4 separate regions of the Homo sapiens genome follow, and regions 1, 2 and 3 are each linked to region 4. A link is a loop called in an ENCODE intact Hi-C map of the cell type or tissue named here. Cell type or tissue: IMR-90. All regions are shown on one strand. Each heading gives the region's core, and the rest is flanking DNA. Links, peaks and the distances in the headings are about the cores only. Region 1 overlaps NCAM2 (neural cell adhesion molecule 2). Region 2 has its middle 49 kb from the start of LINC00317. Region 3 has its middle 170 kb from the start of LINC01425. Region 4 overlaps NCAM2 (neural cell adhesion molecule 2).

Region 1 (8,508 bases), core at 1,130-6,129, 210 kb before region 4:
GTCTGGGTTTATACCCAAAGGAAAAAAAAAAAAGTCTGTACCTGGTAGAGGTATCTGCAGTCCCATGTTCATGACAGTATTATTCACAACAGCCTAGATATGGAATCAACCTAAATGTCCACCAATGAATGAAAGGATAAAGGAAATGTGGTATAGATACACAGTGGAATACTATTGAGCATTTAAAAAATGATAAATCTTGTCATTTGCACAACATGGATGAATCTAGAGGACACTGGTGTTCAGTTAAATAAGCCAAACACAAAAAGACAACTACCTCATAATCTTCCTTAACTGTGGAAGCTTATAAAGTTTAACTCACAGAAACAGAGTAAAATGATGTCAGCAGAGGCTGGGGTGGGTGCATGGGAAGGAAGGAAATGGGGAGTTATTGATCAAAGGGTAGACAGGCAGATAGACAGGAGAAATAGGTTTTGAGAGTTATTGCATAGCTGGATCACTACAGTCAATAATGTGCTTTTCAAAGTAACTAAGAGTAAATTTTAAATGTCTCACCATAAAAAAGGTAGGTGAGGTAATGGACATGTTAATGAGCTTAACTGAATCATTTAACACTATATACATATAACAAAAATTACATTGTACCCCATAAATGGATACAATTATTGTTGGCCAATCAAAAATAATACTAATGATAAATTTTTAAAAGCATCACATTTGTACACCTTAAATATATACAATTTTTATTTGTCAACTATAACTAAATAAAAGTAAATAAGTACATTTCAAAGATAATAAAGTAAATTAAAAATAATACTGCATGACTCTATGTATATACATTCTTACATGTAAATGTAAACTAAATTGTAGTGATCAAAAGTAGATAAATGGATGCCTAGGGATAGTTGTAAAAAGGAGGGATAGATTTTAAAGTGACTTGAGAAAATTCTTGAGGGTGATGTAAATGTTTATCTTGATGATTATTATAGATTTAGTGGTGTATACATAGGTCAAAACTCATATTTTACATTATATATGGGCTTTTATTGTACTTAAATATATTTGAATAATGTCTTAACAAGAGATGATATTTATTTTTCTAATTATCCCCACTCAAGTAGAATAAATTTGAATGTTTCATTTTGGAAAAAAAGGAAAAATGATCAAGTGTTATAAGAGCCATTCAACTCATTTTCAACAATATTTGCAGAAAAATAATCAATGCTTAGGGAAAACAAAAAGTAGTTATATTTACATGAAAGTTTAATAGTAAGAAAATTTTTTTCAATGTATATTAATCTAGCTACCCTCTAATCAAGATGGCGGCAATAATAATCTCAGGGGATACTCAAATAATTCTCAAAACATCCTTTTAGAAAACAAGACCTTTCATCCCTGTTTAAATAAGATAAACTAAACTACATAATTTTCTGGTGAGCTTAAGTCTGCACATTTACCTTGGAATAATTAAGCAGAAACATAAACCAATATTTAAACTTATAAAGAAGGAATGCAATGTGATCAAAAGCAACTTGTACTTTGTTAGAAATCAGTCCTTGAAAAATAAAGTACCCAATGTACTTTTTTCGTATTAAAGTTATTAATTCATGGTATTAATAGATTACAAGAGCAAATAATTCAAATTGCAATATACAGTTGTTTGTTTATCCCATTATTTTCTACCCAGCTAAAACCAATAACTAAAAATCTCATGTAATTATGTATTAGCATTTTACATTAATTTGATATTTTATTCATTCTCACTTTGAAATCTGAATACATGCTGCGGTTTAATTTAAACTCCTGTTGATGGTAGACTTCTAATAAAGGAGGAGCTATGTTTTATTCATCTTTGTGTCCATTATCACTCAGCACAAAACCTGAAGCTTAAGGTGGACCTAGTATGGTTTTTAAAACTATTTTCAGTGAGGTTTTACAACATAAACATATATGAATTATAATCTTAATTTCGGTTTTCATTTGTTTCACACAAATACCTATGCTGTCATGCATGGACAATAATTCAGAAATCCCAGGGCATCTCTGGAGAATGTGGATACGCTTGAATAAAAGTATCTTTAAATGCTTGAGTATAAATAGGTCCCAACAGTCTCTTCTTTAAACCCTCTTATCTTATAACTAAGGAAATTGAGGACTCAGGGACACATAACACACTATTAATTAACATATTAGCTAGTCCTATTATTCTAATACTAGCATATCTTGTACGAGCCACTCTGCCTTACTGTGCTTTGGAAATATCCATAGTGTTCATTTCTCATAAACTCCACTTTTCTGAGGACCTGCAACAGACATTTAGTACTAATCCTATGATACAGCAAATGTTTTAAAATATTAATGAAATGCAAAGAATAAAAGTCCTAAATATAGTTTCATTAAGATAATATGTTGCCTAGCAGCCTAGCACTTTTGTAGGACAGTGGAAGAGGCCAGGAGGTCTCATATAAATCATATCTTGGCATGCTTAAGTTTTTTTTTTCTTCATTTAGATTCACATTTAGAAAAATTAAAAAAAATCATAAAGTAAATTTTGGTTTAAATAAACAAATTTTAATTAAAAATATAACAAATGTACTGTAAAAGTGTAAAGTATTTATAATTTGCTAATGATGTTGTTGGTCTGAAAAAGAAATATACTGTAATAATGGAAAAAAGTAGAAAAAATTATTAAGGGAAAAAGGTTAAGTAAGTTATTGGCATCACTTCCTCCTTTGTGTGTTCTCAATATTATCAATGCTTTCCATTTTTATTTTTTTAGAAAGTGTGATGGAAATAAAGTGGCTTTCTTAGAAGCTGCCTAATATCAGCAAATGAAGTCAGTAATTTGTGTCAGAATCAAGTTGCCTTTTATTGTTGACTGCCTTTCATAATCCTTTTTTCTTTTTTTTTCTTTTAGTTACGAAGTTTAGTAAATTCCAACAACTGTATGAATAGTTTTAAAAAGGTTGTTACAGATCCAGGAATTGTATAGTTTAACAAATATATCAGTGGGTGTTTTTTTTTTTGTTTTTGTTTTTGTTTTCTTTTTATCCTATTATGGGAATTTCTTTCCTTTTTATTATTATTATACTTTAAGTTTTAGGGTACATGTGCACAATGTGCAGGTTAGTTACATATGTATACATGTGCCATGCTGGTGTGCTGCACCCAGTAACTCCTCATTTAGCATTAGGTATATCTCCTAATGCTATCCCTCCCCTCTCCCCCAACCCCACAACAGTCCTTTTTTCTTTTAGAAGTTTCTGATTGGTCTTTCCATGAATTTCTTGACAAGCACAGTCTATAAAATGTAAAATAATATGGATAACTTATGTCTATTCTTGAGAAAATATTTTCTTTTTGAAGGCATTCTCGATAAGAGAATGCATCTTGTTTCACAGTTACCATTGCATTCTATCAATATTAATGTACTAGACATGCTCCAATAGAAATATTTTGTCAATAAGAATATCTCATACATTCCACTAAGAACAGCTATGTCCTTTCAAGCATCAGAGACTCTCCAATATTGATGCTTCATAAATATTTATTGAGAATGATGTTAAGTTTCTTCCTTTTTAAATAGCATGTATACCAAATTATTTTTAAATTCCATGCAGTGACCAGAGGGGTTTTGTGAAAGCTTGACTTACATTAGCCCTCCCATTTCCCAAAACTCACGTGGTTATGTACATTTTTAAATTTATTTTAAAAACTATCCTTGTCATGCTCCTTTCTTCCAGACAGAAAATAAACACTATTTTGATAAGACAGCATATTAGTACATTTCACTGCATTTAAAATACTCTTTATAGTTTATGAAAATGTAAAATAGCCTAACAAAACAATTTGAATAAGAAATGTAAACACTACATATTTGAGACATAATCATAAATATTATAAAGAAATAAAAAATCTAAAGTGATATCGACCAATTACTGATAATTAATATTTTTCAGTTGATACTGTGTTTTGAGTTCAATGTTGCAAAAAAAGAAAGACCATTTTCAGGAAAAGCAATATCAAAATGATGAAATATACAGCACTGTGAAATATCCTGTAATTTCCACTAGATGTCTCCAATAACTGACTGAATGATTCCTATATTTCCTCTAAAGCTATGCATTAAGTACTGAAATGTGAACTACATATATATTTTGGTCTTTATTGAAAAATCATATGTTTCAAAGCATGCAAAGTTATTTTAATGAAAATACAAAGGAAAGTAACTTACATTCAATATCAAGGTACATGCTCTTTTGATGCCCTCCAATTCTGCTTGCAGCTTCACAGTCATATCTCCCTGAATCTGACAACTTCACATCTTTAATATGCAGTGATGAGCTTCCATGCTGCCCTTTGACTTCGATACGGCCGTCCAGGCTCTGTTTACATCGATTCAGGAAAAAGAAAGATTTTATGCTTGTGTGTGCAAAATGGTGACCAAACATATAACATTATGTTACTTCCCATGTTTCTCTGGCAAAAAGAAAAAAGAAACTGTTCCTGATGTAGAAAGTATTTCTTGTATAGCTAAGAATAAGTTTTTTTTAAAAAGCACACTTTTTACATTCTCATAGCTTCATGAAGGTTTCCTGTACCCTGGCTGTATAATGATAAAAAGCATTTCAATGACTCCAAACAAAACCCAATCACTCAGCCTGATGTTTAAAGATCTCTCATGTGGTATCACCTTTCTGTCCAAGCACACTTTACAATTTGGATACCGTCAATTCCAATTATTTTGAATTACTTGTACTCTCCACAATATCCTGTGCTTTGAATAAACACTCTTCACAGACGTGTTTTACACTTTTCCCCTTTTTTTCTCTCTATATTTACATGGCAACATCCTACTTTCTATCCTTTAAGTTACTGGCAAAATTTCATATTGTATTAAAAATAGTTCCTGATTGCCTAAATAATTATGACTTATTTGAACTACATAATTTTCTTGGAATAAGTTGCTTTTACTAAAGTCTTGCTGGAACTTCAGATTTCATCCCATAGTGTGATAGTATAGTTGAACAAATGTAAGAAAATATTTATGGTACTTCACGTAAAAGTCACTTAAATTTCTAGGACAGAAACAGTATATTCTAATATTTTTAGAAAGCAAATTATGTTATAGTGAAATTTACATGCAGTTGAGTAAAGAAAATGTACTCCTTCAGCTATTATTTACTATGAGTTAAGCACTTGTACTTAATTAACTTTATTGGAATATAACAACAAAATACATTATTAATAATGCAAAGCAAATTATTCATTTTTATAAAGGAAACGTAATTATTTCACAGTATTGAAAAGTAAATTTTAAAGTTACATGATCTTCGCTTGAAAATAAACATGTTCTCTTGTAATTACCTGTTATACATGACATGGCTTTGACTTGTGAAAAACTATTGGTGTATATAGATGTTATTAGTAAAAATGTTTGCATTTAAAAGTTATTATCAATATACCTGAAATTATTAACATAAATTCTGGAAAAACAGACACTGTGCCCAAGTGTGTGATTCCTAGGAAAGTTAGAAGCCATTCTCAGGTTCATCACTGGCTCTGTAATGATGCACAATATGCATTTGAGTCAAATACTTGCACTAAAAGTCCAAGGTCATTTTCTATTTTCGTTTCTGACATTCTAAAGGACATGTCTCTTTGTGCTACAGAAACGCATTACAAATATCTGAAAGAAAATTCATTTATATCTTGGCTCTGATTCAACACCTACTAAAGATTCATTTAAGACATCTGATATTTGATTGAGACAGGTTAATGAGCATTTTTGCTGTCTATCTAGTATTTCCAGGTTCTATCACTGAATTAAGTAAGATGATTAGAAAACAAAGTGTCTGACTGTACATTATTATTCCATCCTTTACAAAAACGCACTCTCTGAAATTTGATTTGATGTTATGTTCTTTGCCCTTCTAGAAGGTCAGTTTAAGAATTGCTTATTTAAATGGTATTTCAATATTTTTATAATATGGTTATTTTTAGAGTTTATTGTCCTTTCAAAAATCCCTTAATCAAATATCCATGTGATAACCACTTCTTGAGTTTATTTGCAACTAAAAGTTTTTGTTGACAATTTTAATTGTCAAACAATTGAAATTATATAATGTGTCATTATTTATAGGTTATTTTTTGTGGCCTCACCTGACTAGACGTTTATTGTCAAATTTAGAATCCAATTAGAGTTCACAGCACATTTGAGGTGGCCAGTATTCCAAAACTTTCTATTCTTTCTACTGTGTCATGGAACACTTTTAGAGTCATTAAATCCTTTGGCCTTTTGGGAGATTGATGGATCATCTCACTTAACCATTCAACAATTATTTTGTGTCAGAGCGTGTGTGTGTGTGTGTGTGTGTGTGTGCACGCGCATTTATTTTACAATAAGCAACCAGGCACTGCGATGCAGTGCTGAGCAAACTGTAATAGTTTCTACCCTTGGTGGCATTAAAGTTAAACAAACAAGATAGATACTAATTTTACAGTACAATTCAAATAAATGTGAAAAGCACCAGGTAGGCAAACTATATCTTTCTAGGAGTAAGTGGAGGAATGGGGTAGGTATGTTTCCTGACAAACCAAAGTGTGGATTGTGATCTGTAAATAGTGAAAGAAGGGTGGTGTTGAGGGAAGAATTCCAGGCAGATGCCCTAAGAGGACATAAGAAAGATATGAGAGAAGCAAGAATACGCACAGAAGACAGTGGGGTCATGTGGTTCTCCTGATGATGGACAGGTAAATAGGGACCATAGGCAGAATGCAAGATCAATGCAGATACACAAAAGAATATGCACCCCATTGTGGATGCCTTCTATAGGTATTCTGTTTGCCTCATTCCTAATGGCATTATTTCTCTATCGAGTAAGTAAACTCAACTTCAAATACTCTGAGGTAAAGACAATGCATAACTGCTAAATATGTAGACAGAAAAACCAACACTCTCCAAAGGTTATTAGAATTAATTTATCCAAACTACCTTCTCAAAACTGTTTTAATGTATCAAATCCACCAGTTTCTACAGTCATACTAAGAATTTTAAACAGAAATACTGTTTTCCCTCCCTGTAAGTTTCTTCTCTTTACTATTAGCAATAATGTTCTTTCCTCTGGATTTGCTCCTAGCTTTCTAATCTTCCTCTTATTTCAATTTCATGAGCTGACCTCTTGTATAATTACCATTTCACCCAGCAGTGTAAATGATGTCAGAAAGATAAATACATGCAATCAAAGTTCTTCACTTAGGTAGTTTTCTTATTAGGTCCTCCTGTCTTTCTCTTTTCTTTGATAATAAAATAAAAAATTTATTCAACAAATAGGAATTGAATGTAATAATTATAAAAGGCAATACATACATATGATAAATTATACTTGTTAGACAACATCCAAAAAGCTTTACATTTACTAGTGTATTTAATCTCCATGACATCACTATGAGGCTGAGGCTAGTATTTCCATTTTAAGATGAGGAAATTGAAAAATATTCAATAACTAGCCCACATCCCACAGCTTATAAGCTTTAGCAGCTGAATGACCAGGTTGTCTAGCCCTGGAGTTCATGTTTGATTATTTTTGATATATGATTTACCACCTGAGTAGCAACTATGAGTTTGAACTATGTATGTACCGCAGCTATGTAATAGACACTTTGCTGGGTTCTGGGGCTAGAAAAATGCATTCACTCAAATTGAAAAGTGGGCATTTTTACCTACTAAATGTGTTTATTTCATTAGTGATTTTTCTAATTTTTGTTTTTAAAATATGTTATTCAATTTTAAATGAGGATTTCAAACACCAAAACATGCCAATAAGATGTTTGAAACATTTGATGGCATGTACAATATTTGGTTTCAAAAATTAGACACAAAACATTTATTTTTGATGCTTTAATGGGAATAAATTAGCACGTTTACTTTTACATATAAAAAAAGAAAAATGGGTAAGAAAGCAAAGCCCTTGGTCTCTCAGGTCATAAGGATCAGAGGAAAAAATGACAAATTATAATGCATGCTGATATAGATGACATTCAGAAAGGAAACCTAATTTGGTAGACAAAGGTGAGGAAGAGTTTCTCGTAGGTATTTATGCCAAAACGGAAGGACAAGTCAAAATGATAAGTCAGGAACTGTACTGGCTATGTAATTTTAGGGGGCAATTGCAAAATTTAATGTGGGAGTTTCTATTTAAAAACTATTAAAATGCCAAGATGACGATGACTGCAGCATATTAGCTCAAACTTGGGGTCGTTAAAGAGTGCAGAATCTGTGCAGTTGCATGAGTTGTACCCCTACAAAGTCAGCCCTCACCAATAAAAAAGTAAGAAAAGTAGGAAAAAAATGGTAACTGTGTGGGCTTGAACTTGAGGAAAAAAAAAGCTGTGTTGAAAGAGTTTAAAGGGGCTCACTGGAACTATCAAATTAAATATGAGGTTGAAGGGGTAAGATATGAAAGAGTTAGAGAAATAAACAAGACTACAATAAGAAGTACCCAAGCAAAAGAAAGACCAATAAGATCATGAGAAGATGCTGAAACT
Region 2 (8,508 bases), core at 1,626-6,625, 520 kb before region 4:
CTTATACATGATTATTTTTTAATATTATAGTAGTAATATGACATAAAAATATAGAATGTGGCTCCCCAAAGACCATCAGAATAGCCTGTTCATCACCAAAAGTGGAGTTTATTACCTGCTGTAGTATGGAAGAGCATGGGCTTGACAAAGTGATAACACTGCCTGGGAAAAGGGATGTGGTGTTGCAGGCCTGTAATCCCAGGTACTTGGGAGGCTGAGGGATGAGAGGGTCACTTGAACCCTGGAGGCTGAATTTGCACTGAGCTGAGATCATGCCACTGCCCTCCAGTCTGGGCCACAGAGCAAGACTCTGACTCAAAAAAAAAAAAAGTATGGAAAATATACTTTATCTCTGAACACTAACATTGGAAAACTAAGAAACATTACTTACTTCTTATTTTCTCTTTATTGTGGAATATTTGAAATATTCGTGCTTTTACAACAAGCATGTATTGCTCCATAATTAAAAGTAAAATTAAATTTTATCACTGAACAAAGTTCTAATAGCAAGATCCTAAAAATATCTGGTAAAAATAGCACTAAAATAAGTGCCAGTAAATCTATCTTTACTAATAAAACTAGTATTATTATATATAACTTTTAGGTAAATGACATTATAAAAGTCATTACTTTTTAAGTAAAAGTCATATCTTTTCTAGGCTCAAGTTTCTCATATGTAATTGAGGCATTATTACATCATTATAAATGTCTCTTCCAGTTGTACTATCCTCTGATTCTAAATAATAATAAACCTGAATATCCATGGAAAAAAAATAGAAGTAGGGAGAATGGTGACATAAACAGCATGAAAGTTTACATACAAAAACAAGAATCCTCATTTCTAAAAGTATGCCTTAAATTTTCTCCATGATTGTACAAGATTTATTGGATATATCTGCTGACTGCAATTTATGAAGGTTAGGGAAAAGAAACAGTCTCTTAGGTGAGAGACCCAACTTAAATTCTCAAACAGTTTTCTCAAACCAGGATCTTCCGAAAACCAGAGGCAGACTCATTAGGGGAAACGCATAAAATATGCATATCCCTGGGCTACATCCAAGATCTATTGGATTAGAAAGTGACACTGGATCTCAATAATCATCATTTATGGTAAATTGGTCAAGCGTTACTGATAAAATCTGAGAACAACCTGTAATTAGAATTAGTAAAAAAAAAAAAAATGGCAGCCAGTAATAACTACAAAAACAGAAATTACAGGTTAATTGCAGATATCATTATACCTGCTTTAATTTTTTTTTAAACAAATCTGCCATAAGTCATCTATTCTGTATCTGGATGACCACTGGTTCCAAGTTAAAGGAGTCTAAATTGATAAACTTAGAAAGAATGTTGTGGTTCTATAGCTAAAGCAAGATTTTTCAGGTTAGTATAGAGCTAGACTTTAAGATAAATACAGTAACAGAGAGATGGCAAGTAAGTTGGGAGGGAGTCTGTTCAAATAGTTCAGTGAAACCATAGGAAGCTTTACTCCTTATAATCACTCCCATAGCAACCTGACTGAAAGCTCTCAAAAACAGTGCAATTCCATCGACTTTCTGAGTATTAGTTCTGGGCGAAAATGTGGCTGCACTACCACAATCTCAGAGAATGTGTTCAAGGACAAAGTCACTATTCCAAAATTCGGGATAGTGAGCCAATAGATGGCTGATTTGTCATCTGCTCTACGAGAAATGACAAAAATACAAATGTAAAACTAAAACATGATTTTTTTTAGCAGCCCGCTTAAAGCAAACCATTTCAAAGGATTTTATTCAATAAATACATCCATTTTATGTCAATGAATATGTCCATACATTATAACCGATGCAAGTGAGTTAGAGAAAAACATTTGGGAGGAAAAATTAAGAAGAATATTTCTATATGATTCTTTCACTGGAGCGATACATTTGTAATATATTTTTGGTAAGATCACTTGTTATTTGATTAACAGATGTTTACAATGTCATTAAAGCAGTGACTGTAATTTCACCAGGGTCACACACACAAAAACTTTAAAAATGATGAAAACTTTGGAATTCTCACAAGCAAAGTGTATATATACAAGACATTTTCATGTTTTCCCAAATCTCTTGAATCTCATTCATGGAGCATTAATTGTTATTTTGGAGAATGTTTCTGTAAAAATAGTGAAAAAAGTAATAAATGTAAATTGATCTTATTAAAGATTTAGCTTTTCAAATCTGTCAGAGGAAAAGGTGCTTTATGATTTTTAACTGTCAATCACACCAAAGCATTAGGTAGGTTGTTCTACATATTAGTCATTGAATTTTATCTGTCAAAATGGAAAATACGTGGGTAGTCACTTGAAAGTTCAAGCAAATTTAAATGAATTAAAGGTTCAAATAAGTAATTACTGTCATTGAATAAAAGGTTACTTAGGACTAAATTTGACCACTCCATCTATTTTATAGTCTCCAGTCAAAGTTTAGGTGGCTGTATATCATTGCCACTGTTTTTAAAAAGCTGACATAGGCATTAGTATGATGACATTGAAACTAATTTTACAAGATATTTTGAATGTAACTAAGCATGCGACCTGTGGTCTAAAGATATCCTACTGCTCTTTAATTCTAAGGACAAATCTCTGACAGATTAAGTGCTGTAAATCTTTTACAGATGCTGTCATGAATGCCTTCAAAGGCCACTCAATTTCCCCACAGTTCTGCCAGGAAAGAAAGATCAACTATGGGTACATATACAAGGAAGGAAGCAAGATAATCATTTTTTTTCTAGGAATTGCAACGCTGATTGGAATTCCATAAAATGTTATTAAAATGCTCAAAAATGTAATTAATGACAGTTGAGAATCTCAGTACTAAGCTCTAAAGCTTTGACAGCAAAATATTAAAAATAAGAATAATAATATAAATGTAAAAAACAGAATAAGTACATTACATGATGTCTAAATAATGACATGTAATTAATAAAATAATAATAGTTTGTTGAGCATGTAGTATATGCTGAATATATTTTATTTATAAAGTTTATTTCATCTACAAAAGCTGTACAAGGTTGTGTTCCCATTTTTTTCTTAGGGCCCAAATCAAGTGCGGCAAAATTAAGAGATGAGAGTCAGGCAACTGCAAAGTATCAAGCTCCAGATTCAAAGTCAGGTCTTACTGGTCTCAAAAGTTACATCTTTTTTCAATGAATTGGAGATTTTGTAATCATCTAGATTATAATATCAATGACGTTAACTAGATAAATAACCTGGTTGGTATTTATATCAATTAACCTTTGCTACGTCACAATGTGCCCCGCAATTTCCCTCAAAAAATTAGTAGCACGTAACAAAACAACAAGATTTTCTTTGACTGTTACTTGGCTAGGTGGTTTGTTTGTTTGATCGGGGTTGGGTGGTCTTGGATGTTTTCCCTCCAGGGTCCAGCTGGAACTAAGACACTCAGGCACTTTCTCTGAGTGGTCTCTCATCTTTTAAAATATTATCCCCGACCTGTTCATACAATGACAAAAAAGCATCTCAGAGAGAAGAGTGGGGCAAGTCTCACTGGGTGAGCACTTTTCAAGGCGTGGGTTACTTCATCTCTTCTTCCATGAACCAAAACAAGTCACGTGGCAAATTCTTTCCACAATACAATGCTCTGATAGAAATGGACTCAATTCTATGACTATTAAACCAAATGCTTTAAAAAAAAATCAGTGTTAGCCTTACCAAAACAAACAAAACATTTTTTGAATGAACAGAAACTTCCACATATGTGGTAAGTTTTCATACTTAATTAAAACAGAAGCTTTGCTCCTCCCTACCACTCCCTGCCACACCTGCTCCGCTGCAGTCTTCTATGCATCCAGCTGATGGCGACGCGGCCCTTCCAATTCGTTTGGCCCAAACAAGCCTCTTTCTTGACTCTTCTTTTTCCTTTTTCACATATCTCTTTTCTTTTCCAATCCACCAGGAAATTCTGCGGCATTTACATTGCAAATATGCAGAAAATGGCCACTGCTCACCACCTCCATTACTAACATGTTGGTCCTCGACGCTGTCATCTCGTTTGTATTTCTGCAATGGCCTCCTAATTAATTTCCCTAAGTCCACTCTTACAAACCTACACTTAACCCGGTAGTTAGAGTGACTCTGTCAGATCATGTCAAAACCTAATACTGGCTCCATATTTCAGTCAGAGTATAAGCAAATTCCTCACAGTAGCCCACAGTTTCCTACATATATCTGCACACTCTACCATCCTCTTTCCCTCAGTACCTTTTCCTTGAATATCTCATTTCAGGCTTACCAACATCTCAGAGGTTTCGCAAACAGGGAAGGCACACTTCTGCTTTATGAACTTGCAAATATCCTCACAAATCAGTGTTTTTCCTCCTTTTATTTGTTGCTCAAATGACATCTTCCCAATGAGGCCTGTATTGATTCTGATCAATATCTTTATAATTATAAACCATGATACACATCCTTGACTCCCCAAACCTCTATTTCATCTAATGTTTCTATTTTTCATAATATTTATCACATATAAACACATCATATAATTTACTTATTTTGTGTTTGTTGTTCTACAAGAGAAGGAAAGAAACTTTTGTTGTGTTTAGTGGTTTATTTCAAGTACCTAAAAGGTGCTCAAGAAATTTTGAATGAATGAACGATCATAATAATACAGAGGATTAAGATATTTTGATATTTTAGCAGAAAATAACCATATTTGACTATTTAAATTGACCAAAATAACACTGAACAGCAACAAAAATTTACATATATATATGATATACATATTCTCAAGTAAAGGTTCAGTATAGTAAACCAAGCTCTCTCATTTGTGCTCATAAACTTTAATCCTGCCTTTATAGGAAATAATTGAGCATAATCAATATCTCTGATGAGCAATCCATGAGGAATATCATACTTATTTTTTTCTGAAATCCCTGCCATCATTAATATGGAGTCAGATGAAGTGAAGTTACAACTAAGTGTAATGATAAAGCATTTAATATTCCTAGACAAAAAATGAACTTGAACTAATTTTATTGTTCATAACTTTCATTTCCTAACCATTTGTAAGTGACACTTACCAGCACATTACTTGGTAATGACCCTTTACAATTAAAAACAAACACTTTAATTAGCATATTTAAACTTTTTTTCCAAAATATTAATTGCCTAATAATTATGTGGTAGATTTTGACTCCAAGGTACAGAAGGGATTACTACATTCATATTAATTCTATGATTAGTGGTTTGTTGAATATTTTTATAATAATGATCTTGAATTATTTTTAGGGAAATAAGGAATTAAAAATTATCCCTGAACTATTTATAATAAAAATGTTTTATTGAATGCATTAAATCATTTATGTTTTAAAAACTCTACATTTATCCACTCATTCATTTATTTTATTTTTTATATTAAATGTGTAGATAACATACATTCATTTTATGTTCACTTAGCATTTGCCTGGGAAGCCTCAGAATAAAAAGGAGTTATTAAGCAAACTGCTACAATCATGTATGCATTTGGGTTAAAAAATGTGTTACAATGATGCTATCATAAAGAGAAAAATAAGTAGTTGTAGTCTTTTACCAATATGCTATGTAGAACCAAATAACACTGAAAATGGAGAATTTATCTGCATCTTCATTATCTTTCTCTTACACATCCCATTTCTTGTATCTCAACCTAGAATATGACTATTTTCTAGTTATACTCTATGTAGATTAAACATGCTAGCTAAGTTACTACTTCAGACTCTTTTCTCTGGTCTGTTTAAGGAGCCATCTCTAGCAGCATTCTTCTATTCTCTCCTACCCCTCACCAGATACAGACGGTGATCTTAAAACATAGATCCAAATTCATGTGTATATCAAAACATCATTGTGTACACCTTAAATATATGGAATAAAAATAAATTTAAAGATAACATTTTTAAAAAGAAATCTTTATATTTTCAAGTTATTCCCAGACATTGGAGTCTGTCTGTAAACAAACCATTCCCTCTTTGCCAAATCCTAATTATTGATGCAGAGAATGGACAATCATAATGTAATGGTGACTATTTCAAGCCATTAAGTTCCAGGTAGTTTGTTATACCACACTGAATAACTGGAACACCAGGTATGCACCTTAATGACTGATGAGAGTGATTGTGTGACTGAATAATTGATTGTAACCTCTGTTCTATAATCATGATGCATTTAACGAGAAATTCAAAATTTTGGACAGAGCTTTGTTAGATACTTCATCATGAAAAGAGAAACAGATACCGGTCGTCTGTCAAGGCACAAACCTACAAAATCTGTAGATTTCCTTAACCATTTCACTGATCATGGTCACCAAAGCTGATCACAAGCAGCACTTTCTAGATCAGTTTATCAGAGAAAACAATAATGCTTTGATCAATGATATAGTTCCGTTGTGCTTCCACCCACATTTCATCTTGAATTGCAGTTCCCATAATTCCCTTGTGTGGTGGGAGGGACCCAGTGGGAGATAACTGGATCATGGGACTGTTTCTCACATACTGTTCTTGTGGTAGTGAATAAGTCTCATGAGGTCTGAAGGTTTTATAAGGGGTTTCTCCTTTCACTTGGCTCTCATTCTCTCTTGCCTGTTGCCATGTAAGATGTGCCTTTTGCCTTCGATCATGATTGTGAGGCTTCCCCAGCCACATGGAACTGTGAGTCCGTTAAACTTCTATTTCTTTATAAATTACCCAGTCTTATGTATGTCTTTATCAGCAGCATGAAAATGGACTAATACAATAAACTACACCATTGCAGTCAGGGGTGTCGTTCATGTAAGACCTGAACTGATTTTATGGCTATGATACAAATAATCTCTTGTTAATTAAAGAAGAAAAAGGAGGAAGATAAGAACTGCTGCTCTTCTCAATAGAGGCAGTGAAAGCTAACAAGATTTAGTTGGTAAACTCCAAATCATAATTTTTACTTTAAAAACTATTTTCTGATAGTTGTTAAATGTAACTTAAATTCAGTATCACCAATAGTGCTTACAGGAGACACTGTAAGGTGTTGAGAGTAATTAAGTAACATTAATAATTTTTCAAATTACTCAAATTAATCTGCAAATAAAATAAAGAAATGTGATTAACATTTATGCTGTGTCAGATCATTTACAAAATAAAAATTTTTGATCAAAATTTTTATAGCTGGGTTTTAACCAGCAACGCAAATTATAGGAGTAAGTAGGTTTAGTAAATATTTTGATTTTAATTATAATTAGTTTTACCTACAGCATCAGTTTTACTAATAATGCATTTCAATAATGTTCATTTGCTTATAATTTTATTTTTATGTAGAGTATATTCAATTTCCATTATATATAATACCTCTACATGTGTGTAATTATTAATACATGTATATAATTATGCCTTATCAACACTAAAGCTCTGTTCTAAAATCAAAATGTTAAAATATAGAGTTACATTAAAAGGCATTACCTTCTGAAATTACACAAGAAAAGTTTTTTCATTTACCTCTGTGATGGTTAGTGTAAAAGAGCAACCAGAATTATGGCAATATTTCTGTAAAAATGAATAAGCTATGAGAATAAGAGCTATTTGCCAAACAAATTAAGTGAAAACCAGAGAACTTTGTTTTTTTGATTTTTTGCATTACACAGAAATATTGAAATTATTTTACTTCATTCACACATTCATTTTGTTATATATTTTCTGTTCTGAGAAACTTATGAGTTATCTTGTCAGAATGATTTTTGAGAAGTTTAATAATAATGAGAAAGTGTGAAATGACCTAAGAGAGTAGAAAGAGGAATGGAATAAAAGTATATAGAATTTCCACATAGTACTGGGGCTTCTAACTACAAATAAATGCATCTTCTTGAGGGAATAGGTTATGTATTAACTCCTTTTGTGTATCCACAATATTGGTAGAGTATCTACCACATGACTTTTACTAAGTATTTGTTGAATTAAATTGAATGAAAATGAATGCTGCATCATTTTTACTTAACCCTGACCTAATAATATATGACTTCTCATGTTTATCTACAATTATATTATAGGAAGAAAGAAAAAAAATTACATTTGTTGTCTTGATTCATTTTTACCACTACTGCTGGGACATAGATCAGAAGTCCTGGTGTTTGACAATATTGCTCTGTTTCTATTATATCTCTCTTTTTGGGGGTGGAATTTGCTGGTGTCCATTCTTACAAAGGCATTTGCAAGCTTAGAGGAAGAGAGGACTGTCTTTGCTTGTGTCATCTCTATGGTGACCAACTTAGGTGATTCTATAAAAGAAAACCAAACAGTTTACAAGGATTTCCTTTCAGAACTTATTCTTGAGGTTGTACTGCTGGACTCAATTTATCTAACCCTTCTATCACTCAACTTTCTCTTCCATATTTAAAATGGGCTTCCTCTCTCAAATATCCTTGAACTTTAATTGCCTGTTGTCAGCAGACTATTCTAGTGAGAGAAAGAAAAAAGCTGTCTTCATTTTTTCTCTTTTCCCTAATATCACCTCCAGGGTTCATT
Region 3 (8,508 bases), core at 1,343-6,342, 760 kb before region 4:
CCTGAACAGAGTGAATACCTACTACAATAAAATATTAACTGGGACCCTGACTTTCCTAACATAACCAAAATATTCAAGATTTAAAGCAAAAAAAAATCACCCATCATCCCAAGAGTCATGAAAATAACAACTTGGAGAAAAGGCATTCACATAACATCAATGTCGAAATTCATCAAGTATTAGAATTATCTGTCTAGTATTTTAAAGCAGCAGTAATAAAAAAAAGCTTCAACAATTAGACATTCTCTTGAAACAAATTTAAAAATATAGCAAAAGGTAGACAATATAAAAAAGAGCAAATGGAAGCTACAGAAATTATATATATATATAAAACAGTGAAATAAAACTTGATGGAAGGGCTCAAGAGTACAGTGGAGATAATAATTGAACTAGAGGACAGATCAGTAGAATTTACCCAATCTGAAAAATGGAGAGATAAAACATTGGAAGGAAAATGAAGAGCCCTTCAAGGACTTGGACTTGTGGGAAAATAATTTAAGATTCAATATTTCTGAACTGATGCCAGTTCAACTAGGAGAGGTTAATATAGTGCTTGGCAGCATAAGTCCCATGATTAGCCTTTTTAACAAATGGTTGTACTTGGATCCTGCCTCTGGAGCATGCTGTCTGAATAAGTAGAGAATTTTTCAAATCGCCAAATGCTTGCTCCTTTTAGCTTGGCTGTTTCTTCTTCAACATATCTGTTTCTTCTCACATTTTACTATAAACAGCAAGGAGAAACCATGTTGCACCTTCCACACTTTGCTAGGAAATCTCACCTAAATATCTAAGTTTATCACTTACAAATTCTACTTTCTACCCAACAACAGTACATAATTCAGCCACATTTCCTGCCACTTTTTAGCGTGGATTCCTTCAATGTCCAATAACACATTCTTCATTGCTTTCTAAAGGCATTACCAGAAGCACCTTTAACATTCATATTTTTACCAACAATCTGTTCGTGACAATATATGCGTTCTCAATGATGTGAGAACATTCTCTGTAGCTGTACCCATTTCTTTTGGAGTCTTCACTAGATCACTTTTAACATCTGTATTTCTGCCAGCAGTTCCTTTAAGAGAATCTAGGCTTTTTCTGTCAAGCACCTCAAAACTTTTGTATCCTCTATCCATTTTCCAATTCCAAAGCCACTTCCACATTTTTTGATATTTATAACAGCCGCATCGTACTTATCTGTGCAAAACTTTGTATTTGTTTTTTAGGGCTGCTGTAATAAAGTACCGTGGAATGGGTGGCATAAAACAACAAAAACGTATTCTCTCACAGAGAGAAGGAGGTTAGAAGCCATAAATTAATATGTCAGCAGTGCTATGTTCTCTCTTATCGTTCCTTGCCTCTTCTGGTGGTTGCTGGCAAACCTTGGGATTCCTTGGCATGTAGGTGTATCACTCCAGTCTCCATCTCCATAGCCACATGGCACTCTCCCTGTGTCTGTGTCTCTGTGTTTCTGTTTTCAATTCTTTTGAAAATAATCAATTATCACATTAGAGCCCATTCTAACCCAACATGACCTCATTATTACTTAAAATTAGTTATATCAGCAAAGACTAAATTTCCAAATATGACCACATTCTGTGGTTTTTGGTTTCTGAGAGACACTATTGAACTCAGTATATCATTCTCCCCATGAGTTTTATAACATTTTATTATTAAAAGAGAAATTATAATACTATCCTATACTCAAGACAATGTTATTTAAAAGTAGTAAAAGTACAGGAAACTGAAGGGAGGTAAGTTTTCTACACTGCACTCCAAGTGCTAAATGTTATAAAGAAGTACTTTTTGAAACCCTCTCTGTTTGGAATATATACGTATTTGTATATATTTGAGATGGTTTTGATCATTAACTCAATATTCTTAACAGATATATGTCATTTTAGATTCTATGTTTGTTCTTTAATTTTGTAGAGTCGAGTTTTTCAAGAAATATGTCAATTTCATCCAAGTACTCAAAGTTATTATAAAGTTTTCTTTTAACCTTTTAATATCTGAATGATCAATTTTTGATATCCTGGTTTTTATTTCTTATTTTGGTAATTTTCTCTTTAAAATATTTCTTTATTAATCTCACTATATGTTTATCATCTTTATTAAACCTTCAACAGAACTACGTTACTTTGCTTTATTTTTGTTTTTGTTACTCTTGTCTTTTATTTCATTGACTTCTGTTTTTATTTTTATTATTTACTGCCCATTATTTTTAATTTAATTTGTTCTTATTGAGCTTATTGGGTAGGAGCTCCTACAATTGTTTTCAAAATTTATTCCTCTTAAATTATAGGCATTTAAATCTACAATCTTGCTTCTAAGAACTATTTAGGCAGTATCTTATATATTTAAATATTTTGAGTTTTCCTTTTTTTATAATATTTTAAAAATAATTTGGGGATGTTTGCTTTTACCTATGGGCTGCTTAGAAATGTGTCATAGAATTCTCAAATATTGGGGAATTTTCTGTTTCTTGTTTTATTGATTTTGAATTTAATACAGTTTGAGTCAGGCTAAACACTGTATTTTTTTATAATTTGAAATGCATTGAACGTTGTTTTATGGACCGAAATATGTTTTTTTCTGTGTGTATTTCTAAAGCCTGTAGAGTTGTAATTGTTGGACATACCTTTCTGTAAATCTTCATTAGGTCAAGTAGGTTGATAGTGTTGTTATGATCTCCTATATGCATGCTGTATTTTTTCTACTTATTCTATTAATTACTGACAGAAGAAATGTTAAGTCCTCAAATTTTAGAATTTGTCTGTTAGTTTTGTTTCATGCATTTTTCAAGTTCTGTTTTTAGGTGTATACATATTTAGAAAATAATGTCTTTCTAATGAATTGTTCCTTTATTATTATGATGAAATGTCTTTATTTCTTGACTCATTCTTTTTTTATAAAGTCTACTTGTATCGTAATAAGATAGTCACTAGGATTTTTATGCTTATTATTTTACTTCTAACCTAATGGTGTCTCTCATTTTAATACGTATGATTTGGGCATTGTTTCTACTCTAAACTCTTAGCATTTCCATGGTCTCTGACTTGATGACCTGAGATTGAGAGATGATTAACGATCTCTTTCCCTTTTACCTGAGCTAGACCTCTGATGTCCCTGTAGCACTGTCTGACCTCTCTTATTTCTGTTGCTTTGTTCTACATTTGGCTGAAACTGCTCCACTGTAAGCTTCATGCGCTCTTGCTCCGCACATTCTGTCAAGCCGTTCATCACAGGAAGCCCTCATAAAGATTTCTGCCTCCTCCTTACCAACCGTTTGACACTACCTCCTTTCCAGTGTCTTGCCCTGTAGATCCAAGATTGCTGATCTGAACTCTGATTTTTGCTCTTGGGTCCAGTAGTAACACCATGCCCTGCTAAGAATGCAGCTTGCTCTGCCACTTTTAAGGATACTTTCACCAGGAGCCAGGGTGATTTTGAGGTTTGCCTTCCGATTTTCCCTTCCCTCAGTGATCAGTCTTTTGTTGCCTCTTTTCTTTTGACTAATAACATTAGTCTCAAATACCCCGTCTAGCTTTAAAGTTGTTTATTGTGGGATGGCAAATTCAGTACCAGTTATTCTATCATATAATCAGAACCCCCTATTTTTTGTTATTGTTTCCTTTCATCTTTCATCTTTTCAACTTTATATTGCTTGTGGGAAACTAGCTTTGACTCTGTCACTTAGTAAATTCTGTGACATACTAATATCCTCCAGGGGGAGCCAAAACATTAGCGTGCAGGTATAATGCACCTGGATCTCTGAGGTTCCACTGACCATGAAGGTATTTCAGATGAAATCTTAGTAAGAAATGCCTTGATTTTTTTTTTTAATCGCAGCAGATACCTCTGTTTTAATTAGGACACACACTAGTTAAAGGAAAATTTCCTCACAAAGATGGTCATCAGATCAAAGTCATATCTGTGAAGATGATCTATAGCTTCAGTGGAGATTCAAGGCCTCAGGGCTTTAGACGGAATGTTGAGTCTTTGAAGATAAATAATGTCAAATCCATTATTTGATAAGGTCTTGCAATCAAACTGTGGCAGTGATTTTAATGGTTTCATTTGAATGTTTGCTGTAATAAAAGGATAAGAATGTTACAAATATGGTGAGTGTGTAGGGCGGGTTCTTTAACTTCAGAGAGTTTGCTCATAATCCTTTTTGGCTTTAATTTATTTTCATTGACTGAATTTCCCTTTGAATTTTTAAAACTCCAAGCCACTTTGCATATTCTCTTTTTAACTCTGACCTTTCCATTTATTTATATATTTATATGCTTGTTGCTCTGTTTCAGTTTTTTTTTAGTTCTTAATCTCACTGCCAAACACTGGCCCTTGAGTTCTGTTTATTATAGTTGAATTTAATTGTGACTTGATGTAAAATTACAAATGGGTAACAAATTGTGAATTTGTGATAAAAATGGAAAGCTATTCAAAGGAAGAGTCACCTATTTGGTTTCCTAGAGTCATCTCCCAGTTGGCCTCTCAAATGCTAATTTCACTTTCTTTTAATCTATCCTCCATATTTTGCCCATGTGTTCTTTCTAAATACAATTCTATTTTGGTTTCTCTTTGCATCAAATATACCAGCAACTGACCATGACATAAAATTCAAAGATAAATTTATTAGTGAGGCAAGATGGAGGTCATGCATATCCATTAAACTCATCACTAACCCTCTCTTCTCTGCACACTCTGTGTTCCAGGCATTCTATGAAGTATGTTAAACTCTCCAGTGATATGTTTTCTCTTAATGTCAAGTCTTTATTAATTCTGTTCCTCAGCCTAAAATTTCACCTCCAAACACATCCATCTGTAAAGTGCTTGCTTCTTTTATCTTTTTTTCAAGTGTTGCATTTTCTTTTTAAGAATTTATTGACACCCTTTCCTCCCTCAAGCAGGTCCTTCCTTCTCTTTCATGGTTTTCAACTTCATTCTCTAGGTATTTCTACTGTAATAAAGTGTTGAAATTGTCTAATTTATGTCTATATTTCCCTATATAGTTTGTGGTTCTTACCTTCTTATGGACTGAGTCCCACATTATTCTAAAATTCTCAATGTCTACAACTTTATTTATATTTGTCCCCAACATCATTCAAAGTAAACTCACACATAGCAAAAGACTTTGAACTGATAAATAAATAAGTGTGTAAATAAATAAATAAAAGGTGGAAAGAGCCCTGTTTTTTACATAAACACGCCAACTGAGGTCAAGTACAATATGGAAGTTCTTTTTAGCCTACTAAAAATAAATCGAAACTCAAACAGAATATGTCATTTTTTTAAACCTTGACTTTTTTTTCCTGGCTATAGTAAAAATGTGGGAGAAATATAGTTATATGATGAGAAAGCAATTGTAATAACCCTGGAATATGATTTCCTAGCCAGGTCGGAAGCTGAGCAGAGACATGGCTCCACTAGAGTAAGTGTTCTGCAGAGAGACGACACCTCTGGCTGATCTGTGTGTTCCTGCCACGCAAAGCTGCTCTCTAGGCCCTCTGTGAATAGACATGATACTCACTATGCATATTTCCTAGATATGTTCCTGAGCCTAGGAATTCCTTGATATATTTTCTGGTTTCTTGGAAAAAAATAGGTGTTACCTAGGACCTCTCGGCTTATGCTAGAGATAGCAACATAGGATGGGAACAGAGCCTGCTCTCTTTGTTGAGGTATTCTCACTCCTACTAGTCCAAACATACTCTTTTTAGCTGGTGAATTAGTACATTTCCACACTGCTATAAAGACATACCCGAGACTGAATAATTTATAAAGAAAAGAGGTTTAATTGACTCACAGCTGGGGAAGACTCAGGAAACTTACAATCATGGCAGAAGGGGAAGCAGGCACATCTTACATGGCAGCATGCAAGAGAGGAGAGTGAAGGAGGAATTTCCACACACTTATAAAACCATCAGATCTCATGAGAGCTCACTCACTATCATGAGAACAGCATGAGGAAAACCAACACCATGATTCAACCACCTCCCTTCCTCCACACACGGGGATTATAATTCGAGATGAGATTTGGGTGGGGATACAGAGCCAAACTATATCTGTTGTGATCTCAGTGAAACTGCATAAAGAACAACTATGTCCAACATAAGGCTGTAGAATAATAAGGAAAAGCATGCACTGTGCTACATCCCTTCTTGATTTATCCCCAATAAATTTTATCTAGTATCATGAGGCATTAGTAGTGTGTTTCAGTAACTCCCTTAGATGATACTAGAAACCCAAGATAAGCTGTGTTTTACTCATCCTGGTACCCTGTTTCATTTTTAATTTTGCTTTTTGGAGATAATTCTAGTGAGCCATCTCATCACCTAGGGATAATGACAGGTGACAAGGAGGCACAGACCCACAGGAGTTAGTCCCCGTCCTCCCACAGAGACTGGGTGAAAGAACAAGTTATCTCCCTGAATGTTTGCATTTCAGAGATAGCTCTCAGGTCCTTGAAGAAACAGTTTAGAGTGTTAGCTTCACGTCCATTACAAGAGATTAAAAAAAAAAGATACATAATTGCAAGCTGCCTATGGAGTGAACATTTGTGTACTTCTAAAATTTATTTGTTGAGACCTCTTTCCCACTATGATGGTGTTAAGAAGTGAGGTCTTTGAAGTTAATGAGATTATTAGGGTAGAGTCCTCATAAATGGGATTACAACCCTTACAAAGGAAACACCTGAAAACCTCCTTATCCCTTTCACCATGTGAGGATACAATGAAAAGACCGCAGCCTGCAACCTGGAAGAGGGCTCTCAACAGGCACCACTGTGATCACAGACTTCCAGCCTCCAGCATGGTGAGAAATACATTTGTGTTTCTTAAAAGCCACACGGTCGATGGTATTTGTTATAGCAGCCTGAATGGAGCAGTCTTTTGAAGTAGCTTCTCCAAGATGGTTTTCCACAGCCTATCTGCTTATCAGCAGGTTTTTGATGGAACAAATAGTAAATTCATTTGGCAACATTGAGCTTTCTCAGGCCGACATTATAAGGGGAAAGGGGAGGATGTAGAGTAGGGGGAGAGCTGGGGTCATCCCAGGAACACAGCCTTATACTGCTATTATAGAAGCCATTCTAGAGTTTGGTCATCTCTTAGTGCAGGGGTTTGGATGGAATCGCTGAGTCGTTATATGTCGAGAGGTCTACCGGTCTCACTTCAATTGATATAATTTTCACGCCTGAACTATTCCTCCTGACCCTCTTCTGGTGCCATTCCTGGGGAGGACACGGAACAGGGGAAATGGTGATTTCTCCAGGTTAGCCTCTTGCTTGTATTATGGCAATAAGTGATGGGAGGCTTGACTGTTTCTCGTTTTGGCTTGTTGTCTTCATTGGCTACTCCCACACCTGGCAGTGTGGCTTCCTCCGACTCAGCTGAGCCTCCTGCCATACTCCACTCCTTTACCAAATAGAGTCCTTCTCTTCCTTATTTGAGAAGGAATTGTATAGTTCATTTCTCTTCTGAATAATATAGTTCTGTTTTTTTTCTGTGTGTATGTCAAATCTGATTTTTGAGGAACCTCCATACTCTTCTCCATGCAGATATACTAATTTACGTTCCCACCAAGTTTATGAGAGTTCTCATTTCTTCATATTCTCACCAGCATTTGTTATTGCTAGTCTTCTGGATAAAAGCCATTTTAACTGGGGTGCAATATATGTCATTGTAGTTTTGATTGTGAGAATTGTGACTCTTTCTAAGCCATTACATATTCATTCATCTGCAATGTCTGAAAATGGATAAAAGTTTTATCCAGTGGGTGTTTTGATCTAAGGGGATGGATAGACAGATCGTATGCTCCTATCAAGGGTACCTGGAGCAAATGTAAACTTGTGTTTCAGCTGGTTTTCAGACCACCCTCCTCTGCCCCCAGAGGTCACTTAGGATGACACCAACAACTAAACAAAGAAATTATCACTTCAGAAAACTGATCAATCAACTGCCTCATTCTCAAGTGGTCATGACAGACTTAAGTTCCTGTGAGCATATACTTGCTCAAACCTGGGAAATGACAGGGGAGTGGGTTGAGAGTAAATAATTATCTTTTTCTCCAAATATTTTATAACAAGCAATCTTAGTGATGACTCATAAGGCAAATTCCTCAGAAAGTGGGATCAATCCTTTTGCATCTAATCCAGTTTTTTGTGGTTTCCTTAATATCGTTCAAATGGTGTTCCTGGCTATCAAGCATACCAGGCTACACTTGGAAAACTACACTATTCTCAGACAGTACTGTGGAACCCATTAAGATGTAGCATCAATCAGAACTAATTGTGAAGCTTATATTTAATGATACCCCAAGCACCAAAGGGTGGGCTGATGAGGAACCAATTTGGGCGGCCTGGAGGCTCACTTCCTTCCCCTTCCTGTTGTTTTGCTCAAAGCTGGCTCATCATGACTGATTAGTCTGCAGAGGGACAGAAAATTATTTGATGTCAGCATTCCTGGCTTGCAAGACTGTTCCTTTGATGTATTTCTTGTTGCT
Region 4 (8,508 bases), core at 1,965-6,964:
TCTTCATATGGCTCTTAGACTTTTTTAGATTTATACTCTAATATTTCATTTTGGAAAGTATTAATATAGTAATGTGTTTTAGTTTCAAATTTTATTTGGTTATTGCTAATATGTAAGAAAGTAATTGACACACATTAACCTTATAATCTTCAACGTTGCTATAATTGCTTATTAATTCTAGAAAGCTTTTGTTGTTTCTGTTGCTGATTCTTTGGATTTTTTAAATAAACACCCCTGTCATCTGTGAAGAAAGACAGTTTTATTTATTCCTTTCCAGTCTGTATGTCTTTTCCTTTCTTCTATTTTTTTATTGCATAGCAAGGACTTCCAGTACAATGATGAAAAGCGCTAATGAGAAGGGGTATCCTGAGCTTACTCCCGAATCTTAATGGGAAGGCTCTAATTTAACACCAAGTATGGTGTTAGCTGTAGGTTTTGGTAGATGTTCTTTATCAAGCTGATGAAGTTACCCTCTATTGTTTGTTTGCTGAGAATTATTATCATGAATGGGTGTTGGATTTTATTAGATTTTTTTTCTGTATCTAGGATCCTGTGTTTTCCTTCTTTAGCCTGCTGATATGAGGAAATGTAATCATTGATTTTCAAATGTTGAACCAGACTTACACACCCGGAGTAAGTCCCACTCGGTTGTAAAGTAAAAATATTTTTATATATTGTTGGATGCTATTTGCTAATATTTTGTTGAGGATTTTTGCGTCTATGTTTATGCGCTATGTTGGACTGTAGTTTTTTTTCTTATAATATCTTCATGTAATTTAGTATTAGGGTAATGCTGACCATATATAATTAGTTAGGATGGATTCCCTCTGCTTCTATACTTTGAAAGAGATTATGGAGAATTAGTGTAATTACTTCCTTCAATGTTTGGTATAATTCACCCATGAACTTATATGGGATTGGCACTCTCTATTTTGTATTACTTACGGATTCAATTTATTTAATAAGGGCCTAGTCAGATAATCTGTTTCTTTTGTGAGTTCTGGAAGATTGTGTCATTCAAGGAATTGGTGTGTTCTGTGTAGGTTATAAAATTCGTAAGCAGATAATTTTTACAATATTCCTTTATGATTTTAATGTCCATAAGATCTGTAGTGATGCCTCCACTTTCATTCCTGATATCAATCATCTGTTTCTTTTTTCTATTTTCTGAGGAACCCTGAATGGAACGAAGTTTGTCAATCTTAGTACTCTTATCTAATCTTATTAAACATTGATTTTTCTCTCTTGATTTCCTGTTTTAAATTTCATTGATGTATTTGTTTTATTATGCTTACTTTAGGTAACTGTGCTCTTTTTTTCTGTTTCCTGAAGTTCAAGCTTATAAAATTTTAAGAAAAATATATTATAAATATCTCTTTTATGCTATTCAAACTAAAACCAAAGAGTAAACCATTATATAGAAGTAAACAGATATATTGGATTATCCTTTTTTTCTTCAAAATCTACATCTAATCATGGCTAAAATTTTTAGCGATCTGATAATAAAGCACAATAGATTTCAAGGGGAGGGTGAGAGAGAGAGAGAGAAAACTGGCAGTCCTCTCTGCAAACAACACAAGAACGTTCACTTTAATTCCCACCCACTCACCCAGTAGTAATTCCCAGATCACCCCCAAAACACAACTAAAAAAATCTAGAAAGCCATTTACATAAAGGTTAATCACATAAAAGAAAGAGAAGGGACATAAAACAACAAAACTAATAGCATAATTTGGAGATAAAGCAATACTTAGAGAAGGGTAGTCAGCAGGTTATGGTAAAATATTTAAATATTTGTATACAGGTTATCAATATAAGTTGATGAAATGGCGTTTAGTCTGAATTTTGTGACTGACCAGAAAGATTCTATTCCACCAAACTTTTTGAGAGAGATGCAATATGTTGAAAGACAAATTACTGCTTGGGAATCCATGTAGCAGGAAGAGAGTGGTTTTATTTGAACCTAGCAAATTCAAATAAAAATCTGGTAAACCTAGAGGCATCATTCTGCGTAACAATGTGGTCACACAATGTGATGATGATCTGCAATAACTTTTAATGACTGGGTGGAACTCTAGCAATGTATAATATTAAAAGTAAGTAACTTTTAATGACTGAGTGGAATTGTAGCAATTCTAGCAAGAGTCTCCTGACTCTTATTGTTCTGGTTACATCTATTGCAAATGGCCCATCAGAGAATATGATGGTATACAACTTCTGGGAAACTTATCATTGTATAAGTCTTGATGACCAGGCCAGGCGCGGTGGCTCACGCCTGTAATCCCAGCACTTTGGGAGGCTGAGGCAGATGGATCACGAGGTCAGGGGTTCGAGACCAGCTTGACCAACATGGTGAAACCCCGTCTCCACTAAAAATACAAAAATTATCTGGGCGTGGTGGTGGGCGCCTGTAATCCCGGCTACTCAGGAGGCTGAGGCAAGAGAATTGCTTGAACCTGGGAGGCGGAGGTTGCAGTGAGCTGAGATGGCGCCACTGCACTCCAGCCTGGGCGACAGAGCGAGACTCCGTCTCAAAAAATTAAATAAATAAATAATATAAGTCTTGATGACTAAATGCTTAAAGGCGCTCCAGGTTATAATGTACTAAACAGGAAGCTGTATGCCCTAAATGCCAATGTGTTCTTTGTACAAATATGTATTGCCTTGTTTTGGTGCCTGAAAAGCTATTAAGCAGACCTGAAAAATACAATAGGTTTCTCAGGGAATAAAGCAATAGGCATCACAGCGGGGGTCCCAATTCCCTTAGAGAATGGCCCCATCATTAAACAGGAAAGGTTATGGGGAGCTCTCATAGCATAGTCAAATTAAATTATAGCAATCTTAGCACAAGCCTGTGACCAAGGCACAAAGACTGCTTTGACCCCAAATGACTTATAACCCAGAGATAATGAATTGTAATGACTTATAACAATATCCTGAATATGTACAAGGGCCAATTCATTTGGGAAGGCAGGGAAAATACACCTGTAATTTTTACTGATTTGTTCTGTGATTAAATATAAATGTGATTAAAATATAAATGTTATAATAAATATAAATGCTCAGGAAAATATGATAGTTTTATTGTAAGAGAGTGTATGCCAAGGGCCAGATGGGTGGAATAGGTAAAAAATGAGCAGGCCTCGGTTACCCCAACTCTGCACATTCCAAAGAAAGAATTGGTTGACTTTTCAGAGACAACCTATTCCTTAGAATATTCTCCCTGGTAAGAGTATGCGTGGTTATGTATGCTTGAGGCCCTGGGCCACACTGTATTTATGTTGGCCACCAGTACTTGCATGCCTGAGGCCTTTGGTCAGAGTAGCAGTTGGATAAACCATGTGATTTAATGTGAACATCTGTTTTTGCTCTGGAAGGAGGCTGGAGTGAGTAGCTCAATCAGTCTAGAGGGTGCTAAATGCTTAGGTAAGGGACTCTGATAAAACTTCTGGACACCCAAGCTCAGAGGAACTACTCTAGTGGACAGCACTTTGCATGTGCTGTCATTCATCATTTAGGGGAAAATTAAGTGTGTCCTAGTGTCATTACACTGGAAAGAGACACTAAGAAATGTATGTCTGGCTTCTATTTGCCCCATCTGCCATTTCCCTTTGCCCTTTTGATCTGTATCTTTTCCCTGAATGAACAGTATCCATAAATACCACAGGCTTTCTGAGTCCTCTGAGTTTTTCTAGTGAATTGCCAAAACCAAGGATTGTTTTGGAGTAAAACAAAACTCAAACAAGGCTGTTATGAGAATTAAATACAACAGTGCATTTAAGATAGTGCCTGGTATATGATACAAATTCAATCAATTTTTGTAGTTATAGTTACCTTAAGCCCTTACATGTTGCATGTATAAAACTAACACAATTGATAGTCACTCTATTTATTTATCTGTGAACTGTCTTTTCTTCACATGAGAGTAAACCCTACATTGGTAAAGTTTTTATCTGTTTGATTCACTATTTGACCCCTAACACCAGGCATAGAGTAATCACTCAATTAACATTTCTTCAATAAGAAAATCAATTAAAAAATAAATAACAAGCATGGAAGTTGCAATAAATTAACTTAAACTTAACTAAAATTCATAATAGGTTTAAAAAATCTGAAGAAAAGTTAATTTGTAATTGCCTCGTTTGGTTTTATGATGTTTCTAAAATTAGAACCTTGTAGAGAAACAAAAAAGTTGTGAAAACACAGATTTTGACTCATTTGATAACTGCTAACTTCTGTCATCTGACCAAAGGTAGTCCAGTTAGTCTCTCGGGGTTATGTTACTCACTAGAAAGGTCAGGCAATATCAATTCTTCTTTGCAAATATCTTGCAAAGGTAATTCAGTCATTCCTTACATTTAAAATTAGTGGCTTTTCAACTTCTTTGCAAATCTAACATTTTGTTTCAAAAGGTCAAACTTCTATAGTTTTTCCAAAAAAGTATTTGTAATCATCCATGAAATTGTAATACTCTATTTTCAAGATATTTTTCAATGTCAAATAAAAATACAGAAAATTCCATCATAGCAAGACAATTGGAGTGCAAATATTTCAATTCTGTAAGTTACAGTACTGCAAAAATAAGGCTGAGTTTGCCCAGCCAAGGATGATCAGGGATGCTACTGCAGCCATCTAGTTTTAATTGAATTTAGTGCCACCTGGTGGCAGCTGTCCAGTCTTGCTAAATATAAATAGATTTTTTTTCTAGGTCCTGGGATGTTGGTTGAGACTTCCAAGTACACTTGCAGTGATTCCAGGAATCGTTATTAATTCTCATCCATTGCATTGGTCTAATCCAGACAGACTGGGCCAGGAGAAAACTGGGGCCATCAGAACCCAAACTGGTCCCACTGTACTAATTATTAGCTAGAACACAAGACTCTGGGAGTAAAAAAATAGCATTGTATTTCAGTCCCACCTTACTAAATGTGAAACTTTTGTATTTACTTAAGTTTTTCTCACTTCAATTTGTTTATCTGAAAAATAGCAGTGATGATGGTGATTTCTCTTTTAACATTTTAGTAATGATTACATAGATAACACATGTAAATTCTGAGAACGGTTCCTGACACTCAGCAAACAAATAGAAACAAAAGTACAAACAAGAAACTATTATTATCATGTCATGTTGGTAACTGTACAGAAAACTACTCTTAAAAGATCTAATTCATTAATGCTTAATTCATGTACGTTATATCAAGCAACACAGGCATAGCAAAGACAAACTGTGGCAATTCAATGTTTTGAATCTAACAATAAATAATAACCTCAGCAAAAAAAAATAAAGCAAACGAAAATGTTTTCAAGAGGGAAGAGTGCTGATTAATTAAAACATATTTAGCAAAGCAGAGAAGAAGGCCAGACAAACTAGCTGTACTCTGGATAATACTGGAGCTTTTCATCTCTCTTCTACCTTCCTACATCCCTCTAGAGCCTCCCTTCTTTCAGTAAACTGCCTTTGAAGTACCTCAACCTGCTCTCTCCTACAGGTAATCACCGACCTCTATTTTGGCTGTCAACACTGAATGTAATGCATTTATCTTTATTTTTACTGCACTGTAAGCTTCTTCAGTGGAATTGCTGAATGTATTTCCTTAGTCTGTATTCCTGACATCATTAATTCAATGCTGTACACCAAGGACAGAAATACATGATTATATGAACATCTCTTTTTGCTTCAACATTAGTATTTAGAAAAGGGGATGAAAGAATATGCTAATTGGACTCTTCATTATTTTAAGCACAAGGACTGAGTAAGCAATTGGGACTTCCCTTTTTTTATTTATTCATAAAAGCAGTTTTATCTCCTCACAGGAACTGCCAAATTTCTTCTAAGTGGCAAACTTAAACTACTGTTCATGATATCTTTTGACAGATAAAACATCAATCCGGTTTCTTCACCAATAACGGATATATTTCGGATCAGTGCTGATGTTGGCAACTTTTAGAAATAACGATGACTTGTTTCCTAAGGTTTTGGGTAATCTGACAGGTTTTTTTTACAGGTCTTTGTCTGAACCATGATACATGCCAATCATCACCAAGAACTTCTTTTTCTTTTCCATGGCTGCAATCATTTAAGTACATATGTCAAACATAAGACTGGAATATAGTAATGCACACTTTGGACTTTTTCACTAAATGTGTGGAGACAAATTGTACGAACTTGAGAGGACCTTTCTTTTTCATACAGAATTTCTGCTGATCCAAATATACTCCATTCTCTTAACAGCCCACAGTCATATGTAAATTGTGATATATATTTTATGCTAGTAATTTGCTAAACTGGTATTTAAACAAAGTTTTAAGCACAACTGCTCATGAAAATTTACAACCTGGTGAATCAGCAAACATTCATCTTTATGTTTTATGTATATTTTTCAAACTCATGACCCATTTTATTTTTGTATTTAATAGGAAAAATATTTTTCTTAACTTGCCGGTAGAGTTGTCATTCATTCTATAAAGTGGTTTTGAAATCATATCTTAGAACTTATTTTGTGAAAATATAATTACACTTCAAGTGTGTTACAGATAAATATCTGTGTGAAGTAAATCCTTCCCTGAATTTGTTTCTGTAACTGGATGTGGCAAAATAAAGTTTTCTTTAAGTACTATGAGGTGAATTAAATATGGGAATATCAACAAAGTAATAAGTATCTCTAAATACATTATCAAATGGTTCAGTGACACACACAATAAGATCCTAGTATAGAATCCCTTTTGTCAAAAATCCTCATTTCTGAAAGCTATAATGCAGAGAGTGAATAAGAAACAAATATGAAATGAAATATTTTTAACTATTTTACAATCCATTATATCGTTGAAAGAAATTATTCCAAAATTACCTAAACTGTACCCAATAACCTACTTCTTGTCCTCATAGACATGACTACTGCAACATCTCTGCTCATTTAGCCTTCCCCTGGCCCGACTGCGTTAATTATCAATTACGTACTAAGTGCACCTTCAGCTCCCTAGCTCTTCTAATTACTCTATGGAGTTTGCATATATATTGGTCCTTCCAGTAACACTAATAGATATATATACATATATGGATATATCACATGTATATGTCACTAATAGGACAGACACAGGATATTGCATAAATATTTTTAAATACACACATATATATCCTATACATGTTATCTTGCTCTCTCTCTCTCTCTCTCTCACATACACACACACACACACACAAATGAGAGCACTGCAATCCCTCACATTTCTCAACAATTCTCAATTATGAGATTGTTGTTAAGTCCAGCTTCAGTGGGCTATCATCTGAAATAATCGTTTTGGCAATCTAGGTGTGAATATATTAAAAAACAACCCTACCACACAATTGCTTAATCTGAAATCTGGCATATAGTAAACAGTTCGTGTTTATTGAACAAATACATGAAATAATAAATAAATAAAATAAATAAATAAATAAAATGCACCAAATGCCTTACAGACATTGTATTTCTAACTTAGTCCTTTTTCCGTCTTAAAATTTTTTATCTTTTTTTCTCTATAATCATTGGTTTCCCTAATCTTCATTCTGTCTTAAGATTATTGATCTTTTTCCTATCTATTCGCAAATAATATTCATGTGTTATAAATTTTTTCAAGGATCTAACTTTTCTTGTTTAAATTAATTCACAGGACAATTTATTCCTTCATTTTGTAGCAGAGGTGTGCTAGATAGCAACAGGAAACCTAAACATACATTAATAGTCCAAAGTTCTCAATCACTATTTCAGGGACTTCTTTGTTACAGTATGGAGTGATCTTACGTATACTGAAATATTTGAACTCAATAATTTAGACTGGATGAAAAATCTCTCCAACATTATTCAGTGCTATAGGGCTCATTCAAATATAATATAGTCAAGAACAAACAATTAAATAGAATAATTAAAGCAGAATGTCATTGCATATCAAAATTATGATATTGGGTCCTTGTTTTCACATTTCATGGTGTATATGAAATGCAGATACTCCATTTAATAAAGTCATATTGTTACTGTATCTTCACATTTTATACAATGTCCTAGAAATTTTACCATACTCAGTATTGTCTTGCATACACAACACTATAGCATAGAATTTAAGTTTCCAAATGTAAATAGTAAGAAATAAAGAAATGATTTCACAGATGAGATTCATCCAATTTTACTGATATGAGACTGCAGTATAGTCCCTAAGTTGTTTCACTTTTAAAGTTTGTTAAATTAATTTTAAGCTTTTTCAAATTAAAGATTTTAGAAAATATTGTAAGACTTTAGGATATTTTGTAATAAATAAATATTACTCTTTAATAAAATAGCCATTCTCATATTTAGTTGTAATACAACACAAATACTCACTAGAAATCTAATTGGTAAAATTCTTGCCTGCAATGGCAATGTATTGAAAACAAGTATTTTATGCTACAACAATATATTTATATTAAAGAAGTATATAGATAATTATATATTATAGAAGCATATAGATCAGTGGCATTACTAAGTAAGCTACTGTTTA

Evidence for each region. A loop is a pair of places that touch in the nucleus more often than their neighbours do. Peaks named below come from ENCODE experiments on the same cell type or tissue, not always from the same donor. Only the 100,000 strongest peaks of a DNase experiment are listed, where the experiment ranks them.
Region 1: it touches region 4 in a loop (11-fold over the local background); 11 of 110 quality-filtered maps call a loop at or near these places.
Region 2: it touches region 4 in a loop (12-fold over the local background); 7 of 110 quality-filtered maps call a loop at or near these places.
Region 3: a loop joins it to region 4, with 4 times the contacts of the local background. A loop is called at or near these places in 12 of 110 quality-filtered maps.

What each region holds. Positions count from the first base shown.
Region 1 is chr21:21,369,701-21,378,208 of GRCh38, reverse strand. NCAM2 (neural cell adhesion molecule 2) reads right to left here. Exons shown (of 18, transcript NM_004540.5): 9 at 4,196-4,346. Among named protein-coding and RNA genes, the nearest start is that of LINC00317, 360 kb to the left of the region's middle. In IMR-90, for the core only: a CTCF peak has its summit at 4,041 (motif pointing right); no DNase peak of the experiment used is centred there.
Region 2 is chr21:21,684,407-21,692,914 of GRCh38, reverse strand. No RefSeq gene overlaps it. Among named protein-coding and RNA genes, the nearest start is that of LINC00317, 49 kb to the left of the region's middle. In IMR-90, for the core only: a CTCF peak has its summit at 3,838 (motif pointing right); no DNase peak of the experiment used is centred there.
Region 3 is chr21:21,917,058-21,925,565 of GRCh38, reverse strand. No RefSeq gene overlaps it. Among named protein-coding and RNA genes, the nearest start is that of LINC01425, 170 kb to the right of the region's middle. In IMR-90, for the core only: a CTCF peak has its summit at 3,736 (motif pointing right); no DNase peak of the experiment used is centred there.
Region 4 is chr21:21,160,251-21,168,758 of GRCh38, reverse strand. The region is part of intron 1 of NCAM2 (neural cell adhesion molecule 2); the gene reads right to left. Among named protein-coding and RNA genes, the nearest start is that of NCAM2, 170 kb to the right of the region's middle. In IMR-90, for the core only: a CTCF peak has its summit at 4,646 (motif pointing left); DNase peaks (open chromatin) are centred at 3,308 and 4,638; H3K27ac peaks cover 1,589 bases.